Regions from separate parts of the Mus musculus genome. Here region 1 is linked to region 2. Evidence: chromatin loops called from intact Hi-C (ENCODE). Cell type or tissue: left cerebral cortex. All regions are shown on one strand. Each heading gives the region's core, and the rest is flanking DNA. Links, peaks and the distances in the headings are about the cores only. Region 1 has its middle 4.5 kb from the start of Gm25919. Region 2 has its middle 7.4 kb from the start of Ccnl1.

Evidence for each region. A loop is a pair of places that touch in the nucleus more often than their neighbours do. Peaks named below come from ENCODE experiments on the same cell type or tissue, not always from the same donor. Only the 100,000 strongest peaks of a DNase experiment are listed, where the experiment ranks them.
Region 1: it touches region 2 in a loop (11-fold over the local background); 4 of 42 quality-filtered maps call a loop at or near these places.

The regions. Positions count from the first base shown.
Region 1 is chr3:67,575,137-67,580,517 of GRCm38, forward strand. No RefSeq gene overlaps it. Among named protein-coding and RNA genes, the nearest start is that of Gm25919, 4.5 kb to the left of the region's middle. In left cerebral cortex, for the core only: no CTCF peak of the experiment used is centred there; no DNase peak of the experiment used is centred there.
Region 2 is chr3:65,962,940-65,968,320 of GRCm38, forward strand. No RefSeq gene overlaps it. Among named protein-coding and RNA genes, the nearest start is that of Ccnl1, 7.4 kb to the left of the region's middle. In left cerebral cortex, for the core only: a CTCF peak has its summit at 2,903 (motif pointing right); no DNase peak of the experiment used is centred there.

The DNA of each region.
Region 1 (5,381 bases), core at 289-5,288, 1.6 Mb after region 2:
TTCTTATCCTTTGTGCTGTTACCAATGTTGGTAGGGTCAGATCCAGGGCCCTGGCAGACCTAACAAGCTAGACTCACCCACCTTCTTCGATGAGTCTTTTAAAGAGACAAGGAAGAGTGAAAAGCAGAGATTTATTTGGAGTGGACACACTGGGAAGAGGAACAGGGGGGGTTCAGGAAACGCCTTCCTTGTCTACCTTTAGGTTTAAATGAAGGCCCTGGTCAGGGGGCTTCCACCCAGCATGGACCCATCAATGTCTCATTTTGTCTTTTCTGCAAGGTGGTCTGATGTGATGAAAGAACAGTGTAAAATCTCTTTTGTTGCAGTAAATCTCCAATCCTAATAAGCTTGTGTAAAAACCACACAACCCAGTTATTATATTTATAAGTTGTACACCTAGATCAGGCGGATCCACCACTACACTAATCTATTCCCCAGCTAGGAGATCCCTGGCTACTTGCAACTTCTCCAGACCATGCAGCTCTGCTCCATCTTCCTTCCACCTCTTCCTCTGACTTTCCCCTACCCTTCCTCCACTCTCTAAGACCTCCGGTCCCACCTTACCCTTACAATGCCCAACCACAGGCTCTAGCCTTTATTTGACCAGTTAGAATGGTGAGAATGTTCACATGAAATCACCTGTCCACTCCTAGTAGGGGCAGCCGCCCTTGAGGAAGCAGAATTAACGTCAGAATACAAACAGCACCAGGGCAACCCACAGTGCTCTTTTCTGAGTCACCCTGGATGCCCACCACACTCCCCACCCCTGCCTTCCTTCTCTCAGCATAAGATTCAAGGGAAATGCCAACTCCTTGTGGTACTCTCTCTCAACAGTTGTGTAGTCAAAGAGATGGGCACAAGTGTCTCTCTCCTTAGGATATCTTCAATCCTGCCAAGACGTTACAGTGCCTTCTTGGCCAGACTGTAAGAGTTCATGTCTTCAGATTCCGATTCCGATTCAGTCAGAGTGTGCAGAGTGGCTGGTGGTCGCACTACTGGAGAGTCCTGACTGAAGCTCAGGTGATAGGACGTTCAGTCTGGATTTGGAGTCTGACCACAGTTGCTGGTTCAGAATCCTGGCATTATTGAGATCATGCGCTATTCTCCTTGCATGACATATAGGGACTTTAGACTTTAACTGGACACCCCCAGCCACATTCAAAAATACACTAGCCACAAGCAGTCAGAACAACAGATGTGCTCATGGCTGCCAGTTGTCGTGCCAGTGTAAACCATCTTGTCAGAGAAGTCAGCTCTGAGGAAAGCCTTTCTAGTCACTTTTTGAATGGCTGTGCAAAAGATGATGCAATGTATGCCCACTTCCTCTCAGACAATGGTCTGTGCTGCAAAAATGGAAGTGCCGCTCCAGTCACTGATGATGGTGGCAGATCTCTGTGTGAAGTTCCCAGAACATGGATGGCCCCCACCCTCACATCAATACCTTGTACTGGGTTTGCTAAGTTCTTCTTCCATTTGCTCTGGACAGCAGGACAGCTCACAGCTGTGGAGAAAAGCATAAACCCAATATCACAAGGTAGACATCATTTCAAAACCTTACCTATATTCATGTTGGATCCAGCATGGCTAGCTACGCAGCTACTATTAAAAGTAAACAACCGAACAGACAGAAATACACACTAATACTGATTTCCAGTGGGAAAAATAAGCAAGAACACCCAGGAAAACACTGAAAAGCAAAAGCTGTGAAGAGGGCTCTGATCGGTCAATGAGTCACAGCTAAAGGCTTCTAAAATAAGAACGGTAAAGAAACAGAGAGGCCAGTAGAGTTGGGGCGAAACCCTCAGGAGGGAACTGAATACACTGGGGAGTTCACTCCACTCACCCCGGTGAGATTGAACTTCCACTAGATGGTGTTGGGTTAGCTGGTATCCAGCTGCCTCTCATTATACAAGTGAATCATTAAAAATAGCCTACCCACTGGGTTTGGATAATAAAATCACATACACTGTAGGGGAGAGACAGGTGTCACCCTCTATGATTTGGACGTGGAAGATTTTCTAACTATGTTCCAAAGCTCAGATTCAGTAACAGTAAAGAGCCTGGTGTGGCAGTGCCCACCTTCAACCCCAGCACTTGGGAGGCTGAGGTAGACAGACCTCTGTGAGTTCGAGGCCAGCCTGGTCTACAGAGTTAGTTTCAGGACAGCCAGGGCTGTTACCCAGAGAAACCCGGTCTTAAAAAAAACAAAAAACAACAACAACAAAAAAAACCCAACAGAACAAAACACCAAAAGGAGTCATAGACATAATACTACAAGATGAGCAAAACAAACCAAGCTATGATGTCACCAAGAAGACACAAGGCAACTAAGAAGCTGGGGTAGTGTTTGGTTAATGGGTAAAGCTGAGGAGAGATGCCTCATGCATTTAGGATACAGGAAGAAATAATAGGAAAGCCATATACACTATAAGCTCCAACTTTGACGGAACCTACTATGTGCAGTTGTGGATACTGTGTAACATAGTGTCTTAGTTAGGGTTTTACTGCTGTGAACAGACACCATGACTAAGGCAGCTCTTATAAGGACAACATTTAATTGGGCTGGCTGACAGGCTCAGAGGCTCAACCCATTATCATCAAGGCAGGAGTATGGCAGTGCCCAGGCAGGAATGGTGCAGGAGGAGCTGAGAGGTCTGCATCTTCATCTGCAGGCTTCTAAAAGGAGACTGGCTTCCATGCAGCTAGGACTAGGGTATTAAAAGCCCACACCCACTCCAGCAAGGCCACACCTCCTAAATAGTGCCACTCCCTGACTCAAACTTATACCAACCACCATACCAAACCACCTGGGTGCCTGTGCAAGGCAGGCCTTTTTTTAAAAAAACATTTTTTTTATTAAAAAGATATTTTTTTGATTATTTTATTTATTTACATTTCAAGTCTTATCCCCCCTTCCCGGTTTACCCCTTCTCAATCCCCTCCCCCTGCTTCTACGAGGGTGCTCCCTCACCCAACCACTCCAGCCTCACTGCTCTAGCATTCCCCTTTGCTGGGGCATCAAGCCTTCACAGGACCAAGGGCCTCCCCTCCCATTGATGCTAGATAAGGCCATCCTTGTCTACATATGCAGCTGGAGCCATGGGTCCAACCATGTGTACTCTTTGGTTGGTGGTTTAGTCCCTGGGAGCTCTGGGGAGTCTGGTTGGTTGATATTGATGTTTTTCCTATGGAGTTACAAACACCTTCAGCTCCTTCAGTCCTTCCCCTAACTCCTCCATTGGGGTTCCAGTGCTCTGTCTGATGGTTGGCTGAAAGCATCCCCATCTGTATTGGTCAGGCTCTGACAGAGCCTCTCAGAAGGCAGCTATGTCAGGCTCCTGTCAGCAAGCACTTCTTGGCATCCACAAAAGGGTCTGAGTTTCGTGTCTGTATATGGGATGGATCTCCAGGTGGGGCAGTCTCTGGATGGCCTTTCCTTCAGTCTCTGCTCTACTTTTTGTCCCTGTATTTCCTTTAGAAAGGAGCAATTCTGGGTTAATATTTTTGAGATGGGTGGATGGTCCCATCCCTCAACCTGGGACCATGCTTAACCTCTGGATATGGTCTCTATAGGTTCTCTTTTCCCTTTGTTGAGTATTTTAGCTAATGTCACCCCTGTTGGGTCCTGGGAGTCTCTTGCTTTCCTGGCATCTGAGATTTTCTGGTGGCTAACTCTAGCTCCCCATCCCCCACTGCTACACACCTCTGTTCAATTCCCTGACCCTTCGTACTTCTCCCATCTCCTCCCACACCTGATCCTGCCCCCTTTTCCCTCCCCCTCCTCTCTCCATCCTTTTGAACAGCTGCTCTTACCTTTGAAGCAAAGACAGCTCCCTTGGTTCCTCCCAGTGCTCAAGTCAGCGGGTACAGTATTGTCATGCTACTCTCTGATTTTCTCACTTACACGTTTTTTGGGGTGGGATGCTGAGTATTAAATCCAGTGTCTTTTACATATATTATGTCACTGAATTTTTATAATAACTAAAAACAAAACAAAACAAAAAAACCAAAACAAAATAAAAAACAACTCTTGAATCGAAAGCAAGTTTCTTTTCTTTTTTTAAACTGTTTTATTGACATTCCAAATGTTGTTCCTCTTCCTGGTCCCCCCTCCAAGAGTTCTTCACCCCTCCTCCTCCCCTTTGCCTCTGAGTGTGCTCTCTCACCCACCCCACCCCCTCCCCACATCTCCCTTCTCTTGGGTATCAAGTCTGCTACATATGTGCCGGGACCACAGACCAGTCCATGTATGTATGATCTTTCGTTGGTGGTGTAGTCTCTGGGAGCTCTGAGGGGTCTGATCTAGTTGATATTATTAGTCTTCATATGGGGTTGCTATCCCCTTTAGCTCCTTCAGTCCTTCACCTAACTCTTCCATAGGGGTCCCTGATTTCAGTCCAATGATTATCTGTGATTATCTGCATCTGTCTCCATCAGCTGCTGGTAGAGCCTCTCAGAAGATAGCCATGTCAGGCTCCTGTCTTCTGCCATCCTCATGGTAAAGTTTCTGTCTTTTTAGAACAAGTTTTAACAAGATTAACAACTCATCCACTTAATGGCTTTGATTCTTCCCTTCCCATCATGCAGCTAATTATGGACTCACTCAATAAATTCACTGGCTTATGGCAAGAATCTTACCAGTTCACCTGTCCCCTACAGAGTGCACAGAGCTCCTTTGCCTCTAAAATGGAATTGCCTGTCTCTAGATTTTATTTTCCCAAATGCCTTCCACAGGCTCAACAGCCTACTCTGCTTGGAGACATTGCTTCCTCTGTACAGCCCTTCCTAGAGAGCACACATCACATGTAGAAAAGTTGGGGTCAGGTAGTCGGAGTCTCAGAGTTTATTAAGCACAACACTGGAGGTATATGTAGATGAGCATTCTCAGGCTGTACGCATCTGGGAGGAGAAAGCTGAACTTGCTGGTTTTTGCACACAGGAATCCACTAATCGCTTCTAGACATTTATACTTGGACCAGAGGAAGAAGGCTTTGCCAGTTCTGAGCCTGACCCACAAGGGAAGGCTTTGCAATTTACTATGGGCCTGCGGCCTTGGGCCTTGTCATGGATGTGCACTTGTCAACAACACACACTCATGGTGTCCCTCACTCAGGGCTTCGTCGGCTCCACACGTCTCCTGCCTAAGTCTTAATCACATTAAAAGCTAAATAGTTGGGATGACAGACATGTGATTCCATACTCAATTTAAGGGTGTTGAAATCTTATTTGAGAGTAAAGGCCTTCACATTATGAAAAAAATGATTTGGGATGAAAAACTATATGGAAATAAAGCACAGTCGGAGGAAATGTCAAGTCCTACACACACTGGTGATTCTACGTAAGCAACACGTAAAGGAATAAACCCTGGGAGCCCTGCTGAA
Region 2 (5,381 bases), core at 253-5,252:
AAGGAAAAAAGCCACAGTAATCAAGTTCTTTTATGCTGTTGGATGTGAACCACCAGCCTGAAGCCAGCCATCTCTAAAACAGAAATAAAGGTCAGTTGTCACTTAATTCTGAGTGACACAACCAGTGAGAGTCAGTCACACATGCAGAGAAAAGCAGACTGCGTGAACCCCTGCAGAGTGGAGAAGGGAACTACCACCTGTGTAGCACACCCGGAGCTTAAATGAGGGTAAGTTAGCATCCCTGAGAAATTTAAAACTAGTCAAACTGCGTACAGTGCTAAGAAGCTCTGCTTGTTCCATAGTTACTCACTTGGGTTTAAGGCACTGTCTTATGAAACTGTCAAACATAAGAATTTTAATAGGAAGCTGTTTCATATGAAACAATACTTACTCTTAATATTCCAGCAATACCTGTAAACATTGTCTAAAGCCTGTGATCAGACTTGGGATGTAGATCAATGGTAGAATAAATGCCTAGCAGGAAACTGGGAGCCACTCTATAGATACACATGCCTTGTGATGTTTGTGCCTTGCTCACATCAGCTATGAATCAAGACATTATCTTGAACAAATTAGGTGGAATAGATCTTTGCATTTAGTAAGAATATGTATATACACACATACATGTATACACACATCTTAGTATTTATAAAGTTCACATTTTACATGTATGTAAAATAGCATGTGTTTTTTGGAAATTACTAGTGTTAATGTTTTTAGATATATTTTTATTGCCTTTAATTATGTGTATGTTTTAGCTAGGCTTTTTTTGCTGTGATGAAACAAGATAGTCAAAAACAACTTGGGGAGGAAAGTTTATTTTGCTTATTGTCTTAGTCAGGGTTTCTATTTCTGCACAAACATCATAATCAAGAAGCAGTTGGGGAGGAAAGGGTTTATTTGGCTTACACTTCCACATTGCTGTTCATCACCAAAGGAAGTCAGGATTGGAACTCAAGCAGGTCAGGAAGCAGGAGCTGATGCAGAGGCCATGGAGGGATATTCCTTACTGGCTTGCTTTTCCTGGCTTGCTCAGCCTGCTCTCTTACAGAACCCAAGACTACCAGCCCAGAGATGGCATCACCCACAAGGGGTCTTTCCCCCTTGATCATTAATTGAGAAAATAAATGCCTTACAGCTGGATCTCATGGAGGCATTTCCTCAGCTGAAGCTCCTTTCTCTGTGATAACTCCAGCTTGTGTCGTTGACACAAAACCAGCCAGTACACTTATATATCATAGTTTATCATTGAAGAAAGTCCTGACAGAAACTTAAACTGGGCAGGAACCAGGAGGCAGGAGCTTTTAGAGTAGCCAGTAGGAGGGAGGAATGTGTTGATTACTGGCTTGCTCCTTGTGGAATGCTCAGCCTGCTTTCTTATAGAATCCAGGACCACTAATCCAGGGGTGGTACTATGAAGCCTTAGCTGGGCCTTCCCCAAAACAATTATTAATTAAGAAACTGCCTGCAGTCAGATCTTATGGAGGCATTTTCTTGATTGAGGCTCCCTCCTCTCTGATGATACTGTGTGTGTGTGTGTGTGTGTGTGTGTGTGTGTGTGTGTGTGTGTGTGTGTGTGTGTGTGTGTCAGTGTGTGCATGTAAGTGCAGGTCCCCCTGTGGAAGCCAGAGGTCAGATCCCCCTGAAGCCGGACTTTAGGGGAGGCGGGGCTGTGAGCTGCTTGACATGGGTGCTGGGAACTGAACTTAGGTCCTCTGGAAGAACAGGTGTTTTAAATAACAAAATTCCCAGCCCTTTGATTTTACCAAAGAAGATTCAGGATCCAGAAGCTGTGGTGAAAGCCTGCTTTCTCAGAGAGGCAGAGAAAGCACCCAGCTGACCTTCCTACTCCATCGATGTCCCAGAGGAAAAAGGCTCTCCTCCATGGTGTCTGAAATCCCCTTCAACTCAAAGCCCTCCTTTCTGTTTACTTACGTTCAGTCCCTGTCAGCTTGCTCTGCCTCTTGACCTAGATTGACTTTATTTAGCGCTTGGATTAAAGATGTGTGCTAGGGCTGAGCCATACCACAACAAGGATTTGCAGACTTGCAATCTTGGGGTTCACAACATGATCAAATATCCTGCAACAGTGTGTGCTCCTAATGACTGCGCCATCTCTCGGGCCTGGGTGATGATGAACTTAATAGGTAGAAAGTTGGCTTCCAGATTTTTGGGTTCTAATTCTTATGCCTATTAATTTGTTGTCTTATAACCAAAGGCCACTGTGGTTAAAATTAAAACAAGAGAAACACTTTGGCATTTGCCTGCAATCCTAGCACTCAGGAACTGAGACTGGAGACTGTTGAGGCCAACCTAAGGAAACTTTTAAGACCCTGTTTTAAAAGAACCAGATCAGCCAACCATACTGGGACATGCTTGTAAACAAAACTTAGAAAGTGGAGACAGCAAGAGGATCAGGAGTCCAAGGTCATCTGCCACTACATAGCAAGATACAGGCTAGCCTGAGCTACACGGCTCCCTCCCCTAATCTCAGAAAAAGGAAAGAGAAAGTAAACACAAAACATAACACTTACATGCTTCTAGATTTGTCTCTAGTTCCTGTTTGTTTGTTTTGGGATTGTTTGTTTGTTTGTTTGTTTTTCCAGACTGGGTTTCTCTGTCTAACCCTGGCTGTCCTGGAACTACCTCTGTAGATCAGACTAGACTTGAACTCACAGTTTGCCTGTCTGCCTCTGCCTCTCAAATGCTGGGATTAAATGTATGTACCGCTATATCCAGCAATTTATTTTATTTGCTATTTCTCCTCAATACAGAAAAGTAAAAAGCAGGATTAGAAAGTACTCACTGGGTAAAAAGTATTGTTTAATAACTCATAGAGTTTAAGTGAATTACTTTTTAAAGATTTACTTTTATATATTTGAATACATTGTGGCCGTCTTCAGTCACACCAGAAGAGGGCATCAGATTCCATTACAGATGGTTGTGAGCTGTGATTTTTGGGAATTGAACTCAGGACCCCTGGAAGAGTCATCAGTGTTCTTAACCACTGAGCTATCTCTCCAGTCCTTGAAAATTACTTAATATTGGCAATTCCTTAAACTTTTCTCACCAATAAAAGGATATTGTGAAGAGCTACTAAAGTTTCTGATTCTTCCTCAGAAACTTATTAATGTGAATAATCATGACAGTGTAGTTGGAAATCAATAGTAAACTCCCAAAGGTTGTCAGGTGAAGTGGAAATCAATAGTAAACTCCCAAAGGTTGTCAGGTGAAGTCAGAATACACAAATGCACTTACCTTTTTGTTCTAGGAAATAAAAGTTACCCACCTGCTGTTCAGAATTTAATGCCTATTGTGGCCCCAGGACACAAAACAACTTTTGTGTTGCTGGCTGTAAAAAATTCAGTTATTGATTTTTAAAATCTTAGTTATTGACAAGTAAAATCTTATTTATTGCTCTGGTCTGGGTACTGGGGATACAGTGATGGATGCGATTCTTTCTTTAAGGAGTATAATGTAGTGCTGGCTAGTTTTATGTCAGTTTGTCACAGGCTAGAGTCATCTAAGAGAAGGGAAACTAATCAAATGTCTCCATAAGAGCAGGCTGCAGGTAGGCCAATGGGCATTCTCCTAATTAGTGATTGACAGGGGAGAGCCCTGCCCATTTTGGGTGGGGCCATCCCTGGGCTGGTGGTTTGGGGTTCTATGAGAAAATAGACTGAATGTGGTCTCCCATTAGCCAATAGAGAATGGCAATATTAGGAGGTATGGTCTTGTTGGAGTAGGTGTGGTGATGTTGGAGGACCCATGTCACTGTGGGGTGGGCTTTGAGGTCTCACATGCTCAAACATGGTCAGTGTGTCTCTCTCCCTGCTGCCTGCGGACAAAGATGTAGACTCTCAGCTCCTTCTCCGGCAGCTTGTCTGCCTACACACTGCCATGCTTCCCGCCATGGCAATGATGGACTAAACCTCTGAGACTTAAGCCAGCCCCAGTTAAATGTTTTTCTTTGTAAGAGTTATGTAGGTGGTGATGGTGTTTCTTCACAGCAGTAAAAACCTAACTAAGACACTGAGCAAGCCACAAGGAGCAGAACAGTAAGTAGCACTTTTCCATGGCTCCTGCCTCCAGGTTCCTGTTCTTAGTCCCTGTCCTGACGTCCTTCACTGATGGACTACTATGTGGAAGTGTAAGCCAAATAAACTCTTTCCTTCCCAAGTTGTTTTTGATCATGGTGTTTCATCACAGTAACCCTTACTGAGACACTACACAAACTAAAACTATGATACATAAGTTGTTTGTGTTTGGGGGAAAGGGTCATCATATGTAGACTAGTCTGGTCTCTAACTCAAGATCCTTAGCTTTCAAGTCTTAGCTTTCAAGTGCCAAAGCTACAGGCATATTTCACTACACCTGGTTCCCATATATCTGACATACTTGGCCAAGGCTTTGTAAAGAAGATTCGAAGGACCTCTGACACACATTAGGAGGTGAACAAAAGGAAGGTCTGGGACTAGAGAGATGGCTCAGCAATGGAAGAGTGCTTACTGCTCTGGAAGAGTGCTTACTGCTCTCACAGAGGACCCGAGTTCCATGCCCACTGCCAGAAGATCTGATGCCCTCTTCGGGTCTCTGTAGGCTCCTGCCCACATGTGCTGCATATAAATTTAAGCAAGCATATACACAAACATTAGAATAGAAAAGTAGGGGCTGGAGAGATGGCTCAGTGGTTAAGAGCACTGACTGCTCTTCCAGAGATCAATTCCCAGCAACCACATGGTGGCTCACAACCATCTGTAATGGGATCAGATGCCCTCTTCTGGTGTGTGTGAAGACAGCTACAGTGTACTTACATATATTTAAAAAAATAGAAAATGAATTTCCATGTAATATGTATATAATTGCCCTCTTTACACGAGATTAAATTATACTCTGCTTAGGAACAGAAGTGTAGCTTGTTGGTAAGAACAAACACAAACAAGAATAGCTGAGGTTGGATTCAGGCTTCAAAATAACAGCAGCACCTGTTCTGGAATGGAGGTGAGAGGAGAAGGCATTCATGGTTTTCTTTGTATATTTTATACAAGTCTTAAACTTTCCCAGCAACCACATGTGAAGGAACAATTCTTGCAACCTAGTATGAAGGATAATAAAATCTTATAAAGATAATTGCTAGTCACATGAAACCCGAGATAGAAATGCAAGCCTAAAATATCATTAGCCTAAGCAGAAATATTCGGTCGACATGACATTGTTAGGGCAAAACACAACTCCAAACTCAAAAGTTGTTAAGAGATAGTTTATTCTGAGCCAAATATGAGTGTCTATGACCCACACTGCTGGCTAGTTTTATGTCAACTTGACACAAACTATAGTTATCTGAGAGGAGGGACCCTCAGTTGAGAGAATGTCTCCATAGA